Linked DNA regions of Homo sapiens: region 1 is linked to region 2. A link is an interaction called in ENCODE POLR2A ChIA-PET data of the cell type or tissue named here. Cell type or tissue: OCI-LY7. All regions are shown on one strand. Links, peaks and the distances in the headings refer to the core of each region. The heading gives the core; the rest is flanking DNA. Region 1 overlaps SPPL3 (signal peptide peptidase like 3). Region 2 overlaps CABP1 (calcium binding protein 1).

What was found. Peaks named below come from ENCODE experiments on the same cell type or tissue, not always from the same donor. Only the 100,000 strongest peaks of a DNase experiment are listed, where the experiment ranks them.
Region 1: POLR2A ChIA-PET joins it to region 2 with 10 read pairs; 2 of 35 experiments call an interaction of 5 or more read pairs at or near these places.

The regions. Positions count from the first base shown.
Region 1 is chr12:120,804,708-120,815,279 of GRCh38, forward strand. SPPL3 (signal peptide peptidase like 3) reads right to left here. Exons shown (of 11, transcript NM_139015.5): 2 at 6,102-6,179. Among named protein-coding and RNA genes, the nearest start is that of ACADS, 84 kb to the left of the region's middle. In OCI-LY7, for the core only: no CTCF peak of the experiment used is centred there; no DNase peak of the experiment used is centred there.
Region 2 is chr12:120,656,173-120,666,673 of GRCh38, forward strand. CABP1 (calcium binding protein 1) reads left to right here. Exons shown (of 6, transcript NM_001033677.2): 2 at 3,706-3,736; 3 at 4,024-4,167; 4 at 4,559-4,668; 5 at 4,899-5,046. Among named protein-coding and RNA genes, the nearest start is that of CABP1, 21 kb to the left of the region's middle. RefSeq lists enhancers at 2,180-2,681, 2,682-3,181. In OCI-LY7, for the core only: no CTCF peak of the experiment used is centred there; DNase peaks (open chromatin) are centred at 6,939 and 10,109; H3K4me3 peaks cover 393 bases; H3K27ac peaks cover 2,688 bases.

The DNA of each region.
Region 1 (10,572 bases), core at 1,347-9,346, 150 kb after region 2:
AAGAGTTACCATTAGACCCAGCAATTCTGCTACTAGGTATCTGCTTGAGGGCAATAAATATGTTATGTCTGCACAGAAACTTGTACACAAATGTTCACAGTAACATTATTCATAAAAGCCAAAAAAGGGAAACAACCCAAACGTCTATCAGCCAATGAATGGAAAAACAAAAAGTATTATTCAGTAATAAAAAGGAATGAAATACTGATAACATGCTACAACACAGATAAACTTCAAAAACATGCTAAGTGAAAGAAGCCAGTAACAAAAGGTCACATACTGTATGACACCACTTATACGAGAGGTCCAGAATAGGCAAATCTATAGAGATAAAAGGTAGATTCATGGTTGCCTAGGGCTGGCGGGCAGGGAAAGAGGAATGGGAATGACTGCTAACTGGTACAAATTTTCTTTTGGGATGATAATGTGCTAAAATTGGATTACAGTGACGGCTGAACAATTTTGTAAATAAACTAAAACCCACTGAATTGTATACTTTAAGTGACCAAACTTTATGGTATTTATCTCTCAATAAAGCTGTTAAAATATACTATATAAATTAAATGGACAAAAACCACAGGATCAACTCAATAGAAGCATAAGAACACATGATAAAATCCAATACCCATTCATGATAAAACTCTCCACAAACTAGAAATAAGAGAAATTTCTTCAACCTGATAAAGGGCATTTATGAAAAATGTACAACTAACTACATACTTAATGGGAAATGCTTTCCCTGAAGGATTAGGAACAGGGCAAGGATGGATGTGTGCCTTTGGCACTTCTATTCGACACTGTACAATAAGGGAGAAAAAGGGAAAAAGACAAAGTCTTTCAGAATTGAAAGCAGCAGCAAAACTGCCTTTATTTGCAGACCACATCATCCTATGTGCAGAAAATTCTAAGGAATCATAGACAAAAAACTACCAGCACTAATAAATGAGTTCAGCAAAGCTACAGTATTTGAGGTCAATACACAAAAATTAATTGTAGTTCTATATACTTAGCAATGAACAATCCAAAATGAAGAAAAAAATTCATCAAAAATAACATCAAAAAGTAAAAAAATACTTAGGAATAAATTTAACAAAATAGTGCAAGCCTTGCACACTGAAAATTACAAAACACTATTAATAGAAATTAAAGAATATCTAAAACATCTAAATTAAAGAATATCTAAATAAACGGAGACACATTCCACATCCATGGATTGGAAGTGAACATCATTAAGATAGCAATTTTCCTCAAACTGATCTATAGATTCACAATGCCTATCGAAATCCCTGCAGGCTTTTTTTTTTTTTTTTGGTAGAAACTGACCAGCTGAACCTAAAATTTATATGGAAATGCAAAGGATCCAGAGTAGCCAGAAAAATTTGTAAAAGAACAACACTTACTTTAAACGCGACAACAATCAAAACATTGGCACTGGCATAAGAAGAGACATACAGACCAGACCTAATAACTATCTTTACTTTTATGGTCGATTTTTTTTTTTTTTTTAAGAGACAGGGTCTTGCTATGTCACCCTGGCTTGAGTGCAGTGGCGCGATCATAGTTCACCATAACCCCAAACACCTGGGGCTCAGGTGATCCTCCCACCTTAGCTCGCGAGTCGCTGGGATTACAGGTACATGCCACCATGTCAGCAATGCATTTTTGACAACGGTGCCAAGGTAATTCAACTGGTAAGTATAGTCTTTTCATCAAATGGTACTGGGACAAGTGGATAACCACATTTATAAAGATGAAATTAAATTTGTACCTCATGCCATACATAAAAATTAACTCAAAATGAATCATAATTTTAAATGTAAGAAGCAAAACTATAAAACTTCTTAAAGAAAACGTAGGAGAGCCAGGCGCGGTGGCTCACGCCTGTAATCCCAGTATTTTGGGAGGCTGAGGTGGGTGGATCACGAGGTCAGGAGATCGAGACCATCTTGGCAAACACTGTGAAACCACGTCTCTACTAAAAAATACAAAAAATTAGCTGGGCATGGTGACGGGTGCCTAGTTCCAGCTACTCGGGAGGCTGAGGCAGGAGAATGGCGTGAAGCCGGGAGGCAGAGCTTGCAGCGAGCTGAGATCACACCACTGCACTCCAGCCTGGGCGACAGAGCGAGACTCCATTAAAAAAAAAAAAGAAAGAAAGAAAGAAAACATAGGAGAAAATCCTTGTACCCATGTACCAATTTACCAGTTTCACATTTTATGGATCATGCTTTTGGCACATCATCAAAAGCATGATCCATAAAACGTGAAATTGGTAAAGTGGCTTTAACAAAATTAAAATGTTTATATTCCAAGGGACACTATTAAGAAAATGAGAAGGCAAGCCAGAGACTGGGAAAAATTTATAGTTGCAAATCATATGACTGAGAGAGAATTTTTGACTAGACATTTCACCAAAGAAGATAAACGGATGGTTAATAAGCACAGGAAAAGATGCTCATCAACTTTCCAACATCCCAATATCAGGGAAATACAACCCAAACCACTATGAGATACCACTTCACACCTTACTACTAGAATGGCTATAATAAAAAGACAATGCGTTTCAGAAAGCCCTTACCTGTCACCGAAGGGTACACTAAAAAATGGTTTAAATGGTACATTTTATGTTATATATATTTTACCACAATAAAAAAAATAGCCCCTAACAATTACAAAGAAAACGGGAGGCTGGGCTCGGTGGCTCATGCCTGTAATCCCAGCACTTTGGGAGGCCGAGGCGGGCAGATCACGAGGTCAGGAGTTCGAGACCAGCCTGACCAACATGCAGAAACACCATCTCTACTAAAAATACAAAAATCAGCCGGGCATGGTGGCATATGCCTGTAATCCCAACTACTCGGGAGGCTGAGGCAGGAGAATCGCTTGAGCCTGGGAGGCGGAGGTTGTGGTGAGCAGAGATTGCGCCACTGCACTCCAGCCTGGGCAACAAGAGCGAAACTCCGACTCAAAAAAAAAAAAAGAAAAAAAGAGAAAGAAAAAGAACAAGGGAAAGGTGGTAAACTCAGCAGGAAAAAAACAAAAACCAAAAATATCTTCCCACAAAGAGAAGCCCAACTGTAGGTGGCTTCACTGGTGAATCCTATCAAACATTTAAAGACAAAATTACATAAATCTCTTCCATAAAACAGAAGAGGAAAAAACACCAACTTATTCAGTGAGTTCAATTTAAATGTATAATTAAAGGCATCATGATTTACTTTTTGCAGAAATGCCTTATTAAATTATAAAAGATAAAAGGTTCTGAGCTGGAGGTCCTGAAAACTGTTTCAATCCAGACTTTGTTACCAAGTGGTTGCATAATCTTTGTCAAGTTACATCAACATTTTCATTTTGGGCTTCAGTTTCTTAGTTTCTTTTCTTTTTTTTTTTTTTTTGTTTTTTGTTTTCTTGAACCAGGGTCTCACTCTGATACCCAGGCTGGAGTGCAATGGTATGATCACTGCTCACTGCAACCTCCGCCTCCTGGGCTCAAACATTCCTCCCAGCCTCCCAGGTAGCGCCGCCATGCCCAGCTAATTTTTGCATATTTGGTAGATGGGGTTTCACCATGTTGTCCAGCCTGGTCTTGAACTCCTGGGCTCAGGGCATCTGCCTGCTTCAGCCTCCCAAAGTGCTGGGATTACAGGTGAGAGGGACCATGCCTGGCCAGTTTCCTCATTTGTAAACAGGGAGGTTCACCAGAGAAATCCTTTCCATCTATATAATTCTATGATACACTTATTACATAAAATTTGGTTTAAAACTTGCTCAATCCTAAAATGATATAGCCCTTCAGAAAAACAATACAGTAATATGTAGTAAGAGCCATTTCATACTCTCTGTCGAAGTATTTCCACTTCTGGATATTTATCTTGGTGATATAATTCAATAAAAGCAAATACTCCATAAAGCTATCATCACTGTAACAGTCCACTTGTCCAACAAGAGTGGAATAAGATGAGTAACACAACGAAATGTCAAATTACTAAAATGATATGAAGATAATTTGTAGAAAGTATTTGTCTGGTGCAAAGAATCAGAATATAAATGATTTCAACTATGAAAATGTATACAGTATACAAACATATGCCAAATGGAAGGTAGTCTGCACTACTGAAAGTAGTATTAGGGTTGAGTCTAAAGATGGCTTCTTCTGTGTTTAATTGCAAAGTCCTTTGAAATATTAATGCATTATATACTCAAAGGGAAAAAAATAAAATACTTGTCCACAGGGTAGAGATGCAAAATATCAAGATTACACTGATAAGGTTCTAAGTTCCTCTGGTTTGATTAATGCTTCTGAGAGTGGTTATGAATCTGGAGTTCTCAGTAGACATCTCAGTGATTAACACTTTTGGCTGGGCGCAGTGGCTCACGCCTGTAATCCCAGCACTTTGGCAGGCCAAGGCCGGTGGATCACAAGGTCAGGAGATAGAGACCATCCTGGCTAACACGGTGAAACCCCATCTCTACTAAAAATACAAAAAATTAGCCAGGCGTGGTGGCGGGCGCCTGTAGTCCCAGCTATTCAGGAGGCCGAGACAGAAGAATGGCGTGGACCCAGGAGGTGGAGCTTGCAGTGAGCTGACATCATGCTACTGCACTCCAGCCTGGGCAACAGAGTGAGACTCCGTCTCAAAAAAAAAAACACCAAAAAAAACCTTTTATCGGTGTATACTGAAATTACCCGTAATATTTTACTTGTTCTACTCAGTATTGAGGTAAAGACTGCAAGTCTGTGATTTTACAAAGTAGCCATTAAAATTCAGATATAACACTGCATAGTTAAAAATCTTTACGCCTGGGTATTTCACTTATCCCTATTACTTCCTTTCAAGTTCTCAACTTATAATTCCTTGAGCAGCATTTTCTGGTAGGTTCATCAGCCACTAAACTATTTGAGTTATACAACCATTAAAGTTCCTCTCGACTGAGGATAGTGGAAAAAGGGAGTGTGTCTCTAGTGTCTATATTTTCCCTCCTATTCCTATGGCTGCCTGCTGAGATGAGAACCTCAGCAGGATCTAGTCTCAGCATCTCCAAGGTTATCAGAGAGAATACCTGGTAATGCTACAAGGCACAACCCTATTAATAGTAAGATGAACCATATGAAATTGTTTCTGTGGGCCAAAATATTAATAGTCAACCATCAGCAATTTTGTATGGCTCAACCTTGGATGTCAAGCCTTTGGATTAAGAAAAATATGATGTAAATTTCCATAAGGACATAATCTACTTACTTACAAGCATTTTAGGACAACATAAAAAAATTTTTTTTTTTTTGAGACATAGTCTGGCTCTGTTGCCCAAGCTGGAGTGCAGCAGTGTGATCATAGCTTATTGTATCCTCAATCTCCTGGGCTTAAGTGATCCTTCTTCTGCCTCAGTCTCCTGAGTAGCTGGGACCATAGGCACTACCACCATGCCTGGCTAACTTCTTTAAAAAATATTTTTTGTAGAGACGGGGTCTTGCTATGTTGCCCAGGCTAGTCTTGAACTCCTGGGCTCAAGCAATCCTCCTGTCTCAGCCTCCCAAAGTGCTGGGATTATAGGCATATGGCACTGTGCCCGGCCAAAGATTAAGAACTTTATTAGCATCCTGGGTACAGTTTTACTTTGGTTTCCCTGGTCTTCGTAAGCCTACTAAAGTTTTGTGACTACACTTTCATTTTTGGTTAGAAAAAAAAAATGAAATGTTCTCTTTGTCATTTTATTACATGGATATTTAGTAGTTTTTTTTTCATATTTCAAATTGTCCTTCCATTTAAACTCTTTGTTCCCTTTGAGACTCTAGAATCATTGTCAAAGACTCTCTCCTTAACCTTCTTAATAAAGAGTGCATTAGGTGATTAATTTCAGAACCAGCATTTTAAGCAATTAGTTTTTACATGTAAGCATTAACATGCTAAACTCATAAGCACAATGAAGAAGTGTTTAACAGCAGCCAATTAAAGAACAAATAGCAGAACTCTCTATTCTGAGTCAAATCCTGCCGAAGTCCTGTTTTTCTTCACAGAGTAAGTTTTGGTACCAGCACTTTCAGAGCAATGCTTCCTTCTTCCACCTCCAACTTGTATCAACCCCATTTGAGAATATCTTACCTGAAACTACCATAGACTATAAGAAGAATGGAAATCAGAAATGTAGACACTTGACTGGAATCCACCAGGGAATAGGCCCTAGAGAAATAAGAGGAAAAAAATTTAAATCACATGCAGTGAGTCCTAATGGAGCTTACAGTCTAATGGAGTTCTATAAACCCCACTGAGCTTTGTTTTTATCTTTAAGAAGGAAAAAAGGTATAAATTAGCATTAACAAAATAACACAATTAAAATGAGATTTGCTAGTTTAACATGAAGAATAAATTGGTAGGTTTACAGCTATTATTAGTAAATATTTACGGCATGTAAAATGACATCAATGTAAAAATCCCATCTCTGTATATGTTTACAACATCCACCCCCAATTTAAAAAGTATCAAAATATCTACCAGATCTGTGCCAATGGCAAAAGTCTCAATAATCAGACTTTTATCCAGTTACATTTCAATCTCTAATAGTATTTTACTGGTTTTGCTCGGTGATGAGGTAAAGCCTGCATCTCCTGAATTCCCCGTTTCCATTTTTCTAACTGCCTATTGATTTTCTCCATCTAGATGGCCTACAGGAGGTTCTTCAAAGTCAACAAGTCCACCACAAATACTCTCTCCATCTTAGCTGATCCTCTCAAGGAATGGTGTCACCATCCCCTCAGCTGCCAAAGCTAAAAATCTGCTGCATTCTTGACAGCCCTTTCTTTCTCTTACTTCCACATCCCGAACTACCCTATTTCTCCTAATCCCACTGCCAATTTGTTAGCTCCCTTCTATGGCTCGGCTATTGGAAATATTGTTTTAAAGGCTGTCTCCATGAGTTCACCCTCCACATTGCCCATTCTTATTTGTCAGGGATTTTCCTAAAACAAATCTTAGCAGGCTTTTTGTTGTTGTTGTTGTTTAATTTCCATTCAGCAAAGTATTTAATACTGCTTACATGCCAGGCACTCTGCTAGCCACTGGGATATACAGTAATAAATAAGAGTGCCTTGGTCTCTGCCTAAATGTCTTTTCTAAAGAAATGAACAATTTCACCCTAAAGAAATAAAAAAATGAACATAACTGAATGAATATAATCATGAAGAATGTTACAAAAGAGAGAAAGAGAAGTATAGGGTACTATGATAATGTATATTAGGTAGATGCAGTCTAAGAACAGGGGAGCTTTCCTTAGGGAGGAAGATGATTTAGAGAGACACAGGACACAATAAACAGGACCTGGTGATTGTTTATGGGAACCAGCAGAGGGAAGAATTGCAGTGATCCCTAGGTTTCTGCTTAGCTGGCTTTGTACCATTTAGTGGAAAAAAAAAAAAAAGTAACATAGGAGGAACAGATTTTTTTTTTTTTGAGACAGAGTCTTGCTCTGTTACCCAGTCTGGAGTGCAGTGGCATGATCTTGTTTCACTGCAACCTCCGCCTCCTGGGTTCAAGCGATTCTCTTGCCTCAGTCTCTCGAGTAGCTGGGATTACAGGCATGCACCACACCTGGCTAATTTTTGTATTTTTAGTAGAGATGGGGTTTTACCATGTTGGTCAGGCTGGTCTCCAACTCCTGACCTCAAGCAATCCACCCACCTTGGCCTCCCAAAGTGTTGGGATTACAGGCGTGAGCCACTGCGCCTGGCCAGAGGAACAGATTTTAAGCTAAGGTTTGAATGTACTGAGGAGACAAGTGGATATTGAAACCGTTCTGAGCTGAAGATGTATATATACTGAGAGCTCATCACCTTCCACATGGTAACTGAAGTCATAGGTGTGTGTGAATGCCTCACAGCAGTGAAAAGAGGACCTAGGATCAAGGCCTGGGAAATCTCCAAATTGAAAGATCAGGTAGAAGAAGGAACTGCAAAGAAAACCAAGATGAAAGAGAGACAGAGAAGGAAAACCCAGAATAGTAGGTTATTTCAGAAAGGCAGCAGAATTAAATGTGGCCTGAATTTAATCCCTTGCTCTACCACTTACTAGTAGCTAAGCCAGTTACTTAGCCTCTCTAAGCTTCAGCTTTTCATCTGTAAAATGGGGAATGACAACCTCAAACAGTTGTTAAAGGATTAAATGAGGAATTCATATAAAGAACATAACACATTAAATACTCAATTCACACTCACTGCATTAGGAGGGAGACGTTGCCAACCATGAATGCTGCTGAGAGGTCAAGAAAGACAACTGGAGTGACCACTGGGTAAAGTGGTGAGGATGGAGTCAGATTGAAATTGGGTGAGAAGTTAAAGCTAAGGAAATGAAGACAGTATTTTGAAAAGTGCAGGGAAAAGAACGGCAGCTGGAGGGTAAATATAAGGATAAGGGAGGTCTTAAAAGATTATCTTTTTTTTTTAAGGTGAGAGATGCTCAACCTTTTCTGATGCTGACTGGAAATTAACCTCGTGAGGAAAGACTGATGCATACAGAGGAGGACATTACATTTCCTTTAATCGTTGTAAAAAATAAGACATATAATAAACTTTCATGAGACACTGCTGTGGTCTATAATGGCAGGCTTTTGGATCCTCAGCTTTTTTTTTTTTTTTTGAGACGGAGTTTCACTCTTGTTGCCCAGGCTGGAGTGCAATGGCACGATCTCGGCTCACTGCAACCTCCACCTCCTAGGTTCAAGCAATTTTCCTGCTTCAGCCTCCTGAGAAGCTGGGGTTACAGGCGCCCCCCCACCACGCCCAGCTAATTTTTTGTATTTTTAGTAAGAGACGGGGTTTCATCATGTTGGCCAGGCTGGTCTCAAACTCGTGACCTCAAGTGATCCACCCGCCTCGGCCTCTCAAAGTGCTGGGATTACAGGCTAAGGATCCACTGCACCCGGCGTGATCCTTAATTATTACAGATACAACCTGAAGTATTTATGGGTATGTTAAAAAAAAAATGAACTGGGGAGTCCATTAGGCTGAGATGGTTCCAGTGTCTTGGGTTCCTAAGGAAGCCAACTGAAATCCAACTCAGAGTAACTCAACCCATCAGAAACTGCCAATCAAACCTAACCAGGGGCTTTACCAATCAGAAACTGCCAACTAATCTCTACTAGAGACTTTCTACTTTAACCAATCAAGTATTTTCTTTCTTTTGCTTCTGCAAAAGCTTTATAAAAGTTTTGCCCTCAGGCCCCCTCCAAGGAGCTGTGATCCACTTGTGATCTGGTGCTGCCTGATTCATGAGACACTGCTCAAAAAAACTCTCCAAAAGTTAAACATAAGTTTATCTTTTAACAGGTGAAATAATATGATTTAAGATTTACTTTAAAATACTCTAAGAAAATAAAACATGGGAGGGATACACCAAAAAAAAGGTAGACTTTTTAAAATTATGAAGCTGGAATGATAGGTATATTGTATCCTTCTCTCTTCCCCCCACACCAGGCTTTGAGATGGTAAGACAATTTGAATACAATTAAAACTACTAGAGGCAGATGAATACAAGAATATATGTTTTGGATCATGAATTCTGTTTCACAGCACCTCACAGGGGTGCTACCTTTTCCTAAATTTCAGTCAGCCGGGGAGTGGAGAAAGGGAAGGTAGGAGACATGAAGGCCACTCGAGCCTCTCTCTTGGGTCCCATCCAGCAATGATGCAGCTGTGGCTGTCCAGGGTCCTCTTTTGAACAACCAGATTATGTAGACAAGGCTCACATACCAAGAGATATCTGAGCTATCATGTATCATGTATTAGGAAAATGAACTTCATCAGTTTCTCTTTATTCTAAAATTATGTTTCTTGCTGTGTGACATAATCTTTGCACACATCTTCCAAAATTCTGAAAACAAGAAGGAACATTTTCTTAAAATTAAAAAAAATTATGACTAGGTTATATATTCATACAAAAATCAAAAGTATATTAAAAAGTACATACACAGAGGTCTTACTCCCATCTAGTCATCACCCAACCCCCACCCTCTCAGTCATTTTTAGATAACAACTTTTAAATAACCACATTTTTTAGTTTCTTATCTAGCCTTTTGGAGTAAACATACAATATAAGAACATTATTTCTCACCACTTCTTATGAAATAGGTAGAATATTAAATATACTGCTCAGTATCTCCCTCTACCCCCCTTTTACAATATAGCCTAGAAATCTTTCTGTATCAGGATGTGGAGAACTTCCTTTTTAAAATTTTCTTTTAAACATCAGCATGATAGTCCATTGTGTAGATGCCCCACAGTTTTTGTTTTGTTTTGTTTTGTTTTTTAAGAACAAGTTCCTTACAGGTGGACACTGGGGTTGTTTCCAAAAACTCTGCTGTTAACAAGTAATTCTGTAATAATGGGCCTTGTAAATTATACCTGCATTGCACACACATGAAATGACCTGTTTGTATAACATTCCTCAAAGTCAGATTGCTGGCTCAAAGGGGAAATGCACTTGCAATTTGATAGATGTTGCCAAAGTGCCCTACAGAGAGGTTATACCATTTCACACTCTCATCCGTAATGAACTCAATGCTCCTACTTTCCAAAGTGAGTAT
Region 2 (10,501 bases), core at 2,474-10,473:
ACCGCTCCTGATGCTGGCCCAGAACTGCGCAGTCATGCACAACCTGCTGGGCCCTGCCTGCATTTTCCTGCGCAAGGGCTTCGCTGAGAACAGGCAGCCTGTACGTAAGTTGGCCCAGTGGAGCCCGCTGAACTTGGCTTCACAGGGCGTGAGGAGGTGCTGGGATGAAGAAGGGGTCTATACAGAGCTCACACCCCCAACTTATGAATCTGATCCCCAAAGTTTTCCACTCATGGCTACAAAGTGCTGGTGAGTCCATATCCACGAGCAAAATAATGATGATGATAATAATAATAATAATATCAGATACATTGTTTTGAGCACTTACTAGGTGAGCACTGTGCCTAGTGTGTTGGCGGATTGCCTCATTTAAGCCTCAGAGCAGCTCTAAGAGGTAGGTGCTTTTATCATCCCCATTTTACAGATGAGAAAACTGACTTGGGCTGGGCGCAGCGGCTCACGCCTGTAATCCCAGCACTTTGGGAGGCCGAGGTAGGTGGATCACTTGAGGTCAGGAGTTTGAGACCACCCTGGCCAACATGGTGAAACCCCATCTCTACTAAAATACAAAAATTAGCTAGGCATGGTGGCGGGTGCCTGTAATCCCAGCTACTCAAGAGGCTGAGGCAGGAGAATCGCTTGAACCCAGGAGGCAGAGGTTGCAGTGAGCCAAGGTCGCGCCATGGCACTCCAGCCTGGGTGACAGAGTAAGACTCCAACTCAAAAAAGAAAGAAAGAAAGAAAACTGGAGTGCAGAGGTCACATGCTCGAGGTAACAGCTTGTTGGTGGTAGAGGTAGGATTCACACTTGGATAGCCTGACTCAAGAGCCTCTTGTGCTCCTAATGACAACTCTGTATACGTGGCACTGTCCGGTAGAACTTTCTACAGTGATGGAAATATTCTAAATTCCGTGCTGTCCGATACAGTAGCCACTAGCCACATGTGGCTATTGACCACTTGAAATGTGGCTAGTGCAACTAAGGAACTGAATTATGGATTTTATGTTATTCTTACTCAAATTTACATAGCCACATGTGGCTAGCGGCTAGTGAATTGGCCAGCTTTCTACAAGTAGCTAAATAGTTCAAAGAGAGGAGAGGACTAATGAGGATGTTATAGAGGTAAACATTTGTAGGTTGCATTTATTGAATGCCACATGCTAAACACTTTAATATCTTGTCTCACTGAATGCACACTAAGGCCCTGTGAGGTGGGTACTGGTATTAACCCATTTTACAGATGAGGAGACTGTGGCTCAAACAGCAGAGTGACCTGCCTGAGGAAGTAGATCTGAGCTTCATACTCAGGTCTGTCTGCCTCTAGAGTCCAAGTGCGTCTCCCCAGCCACATGTACTGGGGAGAAAGGCGTGTTCCTGCACCCCATTCCACCTGACCCTGAGTTGCTGCACGTGATCTTCCTGGCACATTAGTGGGCATCCCTGGCTCTACTCCAGGGCAGAGAACACACATAGCTACTGCTGTGCATGGGGTGTGTGATCCAAGGACCAGCCATCAGTGCTCAGCAGACCAGCTCTGGTGGCGGGCACACTCCGTGAAGGGGCACCTGGCTTTGCTGCCCCCGGGGCTTTGGGTGTACAGGAGGAACGGAAGGGGCTGCCATGGGGTCAGCAATGCCTGTTCCTCCCGAGTCCTGCAGAACTGGGCCTTGGAGAAGTGGGAGGCTGCTTAAGGCCTGATGCGTGGGAAAGGATTTATTGGGTCTCAGTAGCTGGTCCTAGGGCGTGTGCTCTGCATGTATGTGTACACACGTGTGCTTACTCACTCGCTTTCACAGACTGCTGGTATGACCCATTGCACAAAACATCCTTTTTGGTCACCCAAAAACATCTACGAACATATGGGTTTGTGTTGGAATGGCTGTGACCTACCCTTAAGCCAGGCACCATCACCAGCTTTTTTTTTTTTTTTTTTTTTTTGAGACAGAGTCTCACTCTCTTGTCCAGGTGGAAGTGCAGTGGTGCAATCTTGGATCACTGCAATCTCTGCCTCCCAGGCTCAAGTGATTCTCCTGCCTCAGCCTCCCGAGTAGCTGGGACTACAGGCGTGAACCACCATGCTTGGCTAACTAAAACAAGGTTTTTTGGTAGAGACGAGGTCTCACTATATCGCCCAGGCTGGTCTCGAACTCCTGGCTTCAAGTGATCCCCTCGCCTTGGCCTCGTAAAGTGCTAGGATTACAGGCGTGGACCACCGTGCCTGGCCCATAGCGAGCTTTTTAGGTGAACGTCCATGCAGTCATCTCAGAGACACGCCTCCCTATGGGTGACTCCTACCCCCAGCCTGGCGGAGCTGGGAGCTTGCAGCCTGCTCCCTCCAAGCTCACACACACTCTCAACGCTGTCCTGCCACACAGAGCTACCTCTGAGCTCTTGGTCCTATGCACCTGGTTGTCCCATGAGATGTGACTCAGCAGCCCTTCCCTTTCTAGATGATCTGCAGATTTTCTGGTGTTGTCGTCTTTTGTCCTGGGGCCAGTTTGGAGTGGCTGTCTCTACTCATCCTGGCCCCGTTGGCTGGAACGGCCTGCATGCACAGTGGAGGTGCCACACGCTCACTGTGGCATGCCTGCGTGTCTGTGTTCGTGGGAGGTATGGCCATACCTGTGTGAGCCTCTTCAGGACGGGCACACCTGCCTGGTGTCCTCCCTGCCCAAAGGCAAAGAGCTGCAACATGCGGGAGGCTGGACGCTGAAGGCCACTTTTGGAGTCTACTAACCAGGTCCAGCTGGGCACCTGTATCCATTTCATGCCAGTCTATCTCCCTCCTGGGCAGGCCCAGGGCAACTGGCAGCTCACCAACCTGAGCTTCCTCCAGGCCTGCTCCTTGGAGATGTCTCTGCCATCTGTTCTGACGCCTAGATTCAGGGTTGCCTTGATTGCCCAGGAGACCTGGGCACTGCTTGAGGCTGGAGACATGTGCTTTTTGGACCCTGGCTCCAGCCAGAAGCACTGGTGGCCCCCGGGGTCCTATGTGGTGTCCTGTGATCCCATGACAGGGGAACGTACAGGGATGGGGGTCAAATTGGAGAAGGTGGGGCAGTGCCCGCGAAGCAGTCACAGCCCCATTCTGTTGCCACGTCTCCTCCTGACTCCTCCCTGTCCTCCTACCCTCGCTTCAGGATGGCCCTGCCTTCCCTCCCCTCCTGCGCCTCTTCTGTTGTCTTGCAGCCTCTGTCGCCCTGCTCTTCCTGTTTCATTGGGTGGTGCTCTCTTTTCCCTGTTGTGACCTCCCTGGACTCTGTTTTATTTGCAGGTTTTTGCCACCAGGCAAGCTCTGTTCTCTGACTCATTCTTTTTTTGTTTTTTTTTTTTGAGACAGGGTCTCACTCTGTTGTCCAGGGTGACAGAGTGCAATGGCACCATCATAGCTCACTACAGCCTCAAACTCCTGCTGACCCATTCTTGTATCTGGAACAAGGGGCTGGAGGCACAGAGGTTCTGTGCCCAGGCTGGTGGGGCTGGTGGCTTCTTGGGCATCTCCTGTTAGGGGCCCAGGAGCTTCTATGTCTAAGGGAGATGTGGGGCTTTCTTCTCCCCTCAAGGACCTGATCCAGGCACACCTGTGCTGCATCCTCGTCACCTCCTACCCAGTGCCTGCTGCCACGTGGATGGCCCCCAGGTTAGGTATTTTGTGACTTCCAGGTCCCTTGTCGCGGCTAATAGGACATGTTCTTTTGTTTCAGGATAGATCACTGCGACCAGAGGAAATTGAAGGTAAAACTTGGCCCCTTGGGGGAAAGGACTGCCTAGCCCTCTAGGAAGGTGTGGGAAGGGAGGTTGATGGGAAGAGAGGCCCCTGGAAATGGGGCCTGGTGCAACGCGGGGTATCTTCTGTGAAACCAGCTGCTGAAGGTGTGCACAGGAGGCAAGAGAAATGCCCCAGCATCCTGGGAAGCTCCTGGGCCTCTCTTTCCATGCCGGTGGGCCTTTGGGCTGCCTTTGCCCACAGAGGCTCTGCGGGTCCTACCCCTGACCACATCCACCTTTGCTCACTTCCCCAGAGCTCCGAGAGGCCTTCAGAGAATTCGACAAGGACAAGGATGGCTACATCAACTGCCGGGATCTGGGCAACTGCATGCGCACCATGGGCTACATGCCCACCGAGATGGAGCTCATCGAACTGTCCCAGCAGATCAACATGAACCGTGAGTCCCTCTACCAGGCATCTGCGTCCCTTCGGTCCTCACCCTTGCCGTCCTCTGCAGTCAGACAGGACTGGCTTCAAATTCTGCATCCACCTCTTACCAGCTCTGTGATCTGGGGCCAACCACTTACCCTCTCTGAGCCTCAGTTTCCTCACCTGTAAAATGAGGGCCGAATTGGAGGAGTGGAGCCCAGAAAGTAGATTAGGGAATATCTGTAAAACAGCCCAATAACTGGCTCACAGGAAGAACTGAACAGAGGGCTCTTGTTATTATTAAGTTTGTCTCTATCTGATGAGCAGGTCAAGGAGGGGTTGTCCATTCTGTCAGTTGTCTAGTTGGAGACAGGGAATGGGTATGTCGGGGATGACCTAGCCCTTTCCTCCTTTTCCAGTGGGTGGCCATGTAGATTTTGATGACTTCGTGGAGCTAATGGGGCCTAAACTCCTGGCAGAGACAGCAGATATGATTGGTGTAAAGGAACTGCGAGATGCTTTCCGAGAGGTAACGGACAGAGGCAGGCAGGCATGGGGCGGCTATTGGAATCCTATCTGCAGTATAAATACTTCAAAAGAAGCCTGAGCCTCAAGTCCCAGATCAGGGGAGGGAGCTTGGACAGAGAAAGGTCTCTGGTAAAGGGGGGCAATGACACTGGAGAAGGAGCTCAACTTTGGGATCTGCTGCTGCCAATCGCCATGCTGGGGCGACCTCTCCTTCCTTCCTGCCTTCTCTAGTTTGACACCAATGGTGATGGGGAAATAAGCACCAGTGAGCTGCGAGAGGCTATGAGGAAGCTCCTGGGTCATCAGGTGGGACACCGAGACATAGAGGAAATTATCCGAGATGTGGACCTCAATGGGGATGGACGAGTGGACTTTGAAGGTAGGTGGGGCTTGAAAGTGGGAGAGAAGCAAGCCAGCAGTGGCCATCCATGGAGCCCTCCAATTGTGTATCCATCATGCAACCATCAATCCGCCCTAATTTTCCAACCCCCAGCCCTTTCATCCTCTTATCCCTCCGTCCATGCCCCCGTCTAATCCATCTCCCATCCCTTCCCCATGCATCTATTCATGCATCTGTCCATCCATCTATCCATCCTCTACCTTTCCATTCATCTGTCCATTTATCCATCCATTCATCTACCTATCTATCCATCTGTCCACCATCCATCCATCCATCCATTTATCTACCCATCTATCCATCCATCCATCCTCTACCTATCCATCCATCTGTCCATTTATCCATTCATCCATTCATCTACCTATCTATCTATCTGTCCATCATCCATCCATCCATTTATCCATCCATCCATCCGTCCATCCATTCGTCTACATATCTATCCATCCATCCATCCATCCATCCACCTATCCATCCATCTGTCCATCCATTCATCTACCTATTCATCTATCTGTCCATCTTTCCATATCTATCTCTCCATTTTTCATCTGTTTATCTCCTTATCTGTCCAGATGCCTATTTATCCATTCCTCCATCTCTAAGCAATCATTCCTATAGCAATTTATCCATGCATTTATCTGTCCATTCGTGCATCTATTCATTCTTCTCTACATTCACCCATGAATCTATCTATGTATTCATCTACTCATATAGATCTCTCTATGTGTTCACACTTCTATACTTCCATTCACACATTCATGTCTCTTCGTCTGCATATACTTCTACCCATACTTGCATTGATCTATCCATCTATCTGTTCAGTCATTTCCTCATCTATATCCATCTACTCATCCATTCACCCATCCCTGTGTCCATCTGCACCCATCCTTCTCTATCCATTTATCTGTCTACCCACGCATGCATCCATCCACGGTAGGTGTTTTCTGAACATTACATTCCTCAACTGGACACTCAGGCTCCCTAAGATCTGACCACAGCTCACCTCCCCAGCCACAACTCAACAGTCCTTCATTCACACTCCACCAAAATACTTGTGATCAGTGAAGCTGCTAGGGTCCCTCTTGAATACACTGATCTTTTTGCCAGGAGGGCTTTTTTGTTGTTGTTTGTTTGTTTGTTTGTTTGAGACAGAGTCTCACTCTGTTGCCCAGGCTGGAGTGTGGTGGCAGGATCTTGGCTCACTGCAAACTGCGCCTCCCAGATTCAAGTGATTCTCCTGCCTCAGCTTCCCAAGTAGCTGGGATTACAGGCGCCCACCACCATGCCCGGCTAATTTTTGTATTTTCAGTTGAGACGGGGTTTCACCATGTTGACCAGGCTAGTCTTGAACTCCTGACCTCAAGTGATCCACCCGCCTCGGCCTCCCAAAGTGCTGGGATTACAGGCGTGAGCCACTGTGCCTGGCCACCAGGAGGGCTTTTATCCTGTTCTTTTTTTTTTTTTTTTTGAGACAAAGTCTCGCTCTTGTACTCCAGGCTGGAGTGCAATGGCACGATCTCAGCTCACTGCAACCTCTGCCTCCTGGATTCAAGCGATTCTCCTGCCTCAGCCTCCCGAATAGCTGGGATTACAGGCGCCTACCACCACGTCCAGCTAGTTTTTGTATTTTCAGTAGAGATGGGGTTTCACTATGTTGGCCAGGCTGGTCTGGAACTCCTGAACTCAGGTGATCCACCCGCCTTGGCCTCCCAAAGTGCTGGGATTATAGGTGTGAGCCACTGCATCTGGCCTATCCTGTTTTTTACTTGGGCTAAGTTCTGTTAGCCCAAGGGACATTCTTCATGACTCGACAGTGGGACTCCTTCTTCTAGCACCCTTCCCTGGTTCCTCAAACTGAACTTCCTCTTTTCTGGGTTTTCACAGCACGTCAGGCTCACCTGTTCTTCACACTGTCCCCTAACTGCTGGTTAGAGTTGTCTTCCCAGTTGACTCTGAACTTTGAAAGAAGAACCCTATTTTCTTAATCACTGCATTTCTTGCATAACACAGCTAGTGCTCAGTGAAAGGTTATTTATTTATTTATTTATTTATTTATTTTAAGACAGGGTCTTGCTCTGTCGCCCAGGCTGGAGTGCAGTGGCGTAATCTCGGCTCACTGCAACCTCCGCCTCCCGGGTTCAAGTGATTCTTGTGGCTCAGCCTCCCGAGTAGCTGGGACTATAGGGGTGCACCACCATGCCTGGCTAATTTTTTGTATTTTTAGTAGAGACAGGGTTTCACCATGTTGGCCAGGCTGGTCTCGAACTCCTGGCCTCAAGTGATCCACCCGCCTTAGCCTCCCAAAGTGCTGGGATTACAGTCGTGAGCCACCGCGCCCAGCCTCAAAGACTTTCTTTTTAAAGAATCAATAGTAATCATAATAGTTATAATTTACTGTACACTTATGTGCAGTCATTGTACTAAGTAGCTTTACACATATTCTTACATTTAATTCTCAGAATGACTCTATGGATTGCATTATTATAACCTCATGTTACAGATGAGGAAACTGAGGCTCAGAGAAGTAATATAACTAGCTCAAGATTGCCTGCCTACTAAGAGGCAGAGCTGGGGCACAGCCCCAGGCCTGAAATCACAGCAGAATGCAGTCTTGTGCATGACGCCATGTGAGGCACTACGGGATACAGGGAAAGGGTAAAATGTTGACTCTGCACACCAGGAACTTGCATTCTGAGCAGAAAGACAAGATAAGCATGTGCCAGAGACCGTGAGTGTCCAGAACACAAAGGCTGGGAGGTTTTCTCTCAGGAGCAGTTGGCCTTCAAGGCCAGGGAGCGTGGATAGTTGGAGAGAAGGCTTTGTTATCACCAGATCTGGAAATCTCAGGTCTCCCTGTATCCAGGTAGCGCCCACCACAGATGACAGCCTTGCTCTTGAAAGCCTGGCATCCCCCATTCATCCTACGAGGATGCATTGTACATCTGCTGTGTGCTAAGATCTGGTCTCTGCCTCGAAGAGCTCAAAACCAGCAAGAAAACCAGAGAAAACAATAGCATAATCCATGTGTGCTGGGGGAAGCACAGGGGGCTGCTATAGAGGGGGCGCCTGTGCCAAGTTGCAGGGAGGGATTAGGGAAGACTTCCTGGAGGAGGTTATAAATAATTAGAGCCCCCCAAAATGGGAAGAGCCACCAGGTGAGAGGGAAGGGCAGGTATTTACCCAAATGAGTTGAAAACCTATGTCCACACAAATCTGTACATAGATGCTTATAGCAGCTTTATTCATAATTGTCCAAACTTGGAAACAACCAAGGTGTCCTTTCAGTAAGTGATGGATAAATAAACGGGGGCACATCCAGACAATGGGATATTGCTCAGTGCTAAAAAGAGATGAGCTAGGCCAGGCGCTGTGGCTCATGCCTGTAATCCCAGCACTATGGTAGGCCGAGGTGGGCAGATCACTTGATGTCAGGAGTTTGAGACCAGCCTGATCAACATGGTGAAACCCTGTCTCTATTAAAAATACAAAAAAAATTAGCTGGGTGTGGTGGCGCACACCTGTAATCCCAGCACTTGGGAGGCTGAGACACAGAATCGCTTGAACCCGGGAGGCGGAGGTTGTAGTGAGCTGAGATGGTACTGCTGCACTCCAGCCTGGGCAACAGAGCAAGACTCTGTCTCAAAAAGAAAAAAAAAAAAGAGAGAGAGAGAGATGAGCTATCTAGTCATGAAAAGACATGGTGAAGAGGGGACACACATGCATATTACTAAGTGAAAAGCCAATCTGAAAACACTGCATACCCTATGATTTCATCTATATGACATTCTGGAAAAGGCAAAACTATGGAGACAGTAAAAAGATCAGTGGGTGCAAGGGGTTGGGGGGAGGGAGGGATGAATAGGCAGAGAAGAGAAGATTTTTAGGGCAGTGAAACTATTCTGTATGAGGCCAGGTACAGTGGCACATGCCTGTAATCCTAGTATTTTGGGAGGCTGAGGCAGGAGGATCACTTGAGGTCAGGAGTTCGAGACCAGCCTGGGCAACATGGTGAAACCCCGTCTCTACTAAAAATACAAAAAAAATTAGCCAGGCTTGGTGGCGCATGCCTGTAGTCCCAGCTACCTGGAGAGCTGAGGTGGGAGGATCGCTTGAGCCCGGGAGGTCAAGGCTGCAGTGAGCCGAGATTGTGCCACTGTACTCCAGCCTGGGTGACAAAGTGAGACCCTGTCTCAAAAATAAATAAATAAATAAAAATAAACGATTCTGTATGATACAACAGCAGAGGATGCATGTCATTATACATTTGTCTGAACCCATAGAATGTACATCGCCAACAATGAACCCTGATGTAAACTGTGGTCTCCAGGTGATAACGATGTGTCGGTGTCGGTTTCTCACTTACAACAAATGCACCACTCTGTGTGGGATGTGGTTGGTGTGGGAGGCTATGCGTATGCGGGGACAGGGGTTGCAGAAAAAAATCTCCGTACTTTCTAATCCGTTTTGCCATAAACCTAAAATTGCCCTTAAAAAAAGAGAGAGAGAGGCCCGGCGCGGTGGCTCACGCCTGTAATCCCAGCACTTTGGGAAGCCGAGGTGGGCGGATCACGAGGTCAGGAGATCGAGACCATCCTGGCTAACATGGTGAAACCCCATCTCTATAAAAATACAAAAAATTAGCTGGACGTCGTGGCGGGCTCCTGGTCCCAGCTACTTGGGAGGCTGAGGCAGGAGAATGGCGTGAACCCGGGAGGCAGAGCTTGCAGTGAGCCAAGATCACGCCACTGCACTCCAGCCTAGGTGACAGAGCGAGACTCTGTCTCAAAAAAAAAAAAAAGAAAAGAGAGAGAGAGAAGGGGCTGGGCACGGTGGCCACACCTGTAATCCCAGCACTTTGGGAGGCCAAGGCAGGAGGATTGCTAGAGCCCAGGAGTTTGACCTTACAGTGAGCTATAATCATGCCACTGCACTTCAGCGTGGGCGACAGAGGGAGACTCTGTCTCTACATTAAAAAAAAAAAAAAAAAAGGAAGAAGAAGAAGGGAGGGGGTACAGGTTGCTTTCAGAAAAGCTGAGAGGAGACCAGCCTGGCCAACATGGTGAAACCCCATCTCTACTAAAAGTACAAAAATTAGCCAAGCGTGGTAGTGCACACCTGTAATCCCAGCTACTAGGGAGGCTGAGGCAGGAGAATCGCTTGAACCCAGGAGGTGGAGGCTTCAGTGAGCTGAGATCGCATCACCGCACTCCAGCCTGGGTGACAGAGCAAGACTCCATCTCAAAAAAAAAAAAAAAAAAAAAATGCTGAGAGGTGAGAGAGAGAGTGCGCCAGCTGCACTTGAGGGGCTGAAAAGATCTGTGTAGTTGGAGCACAGAGGTTGGGAGTTAGCCTGAGAGATATGGCTGGAGATGTCAGCTGGCGCCAGATCAGGGAGGGCCATGAGGCTGTGTCAGGATATTGGAGATTTTTCCAGTGGAGA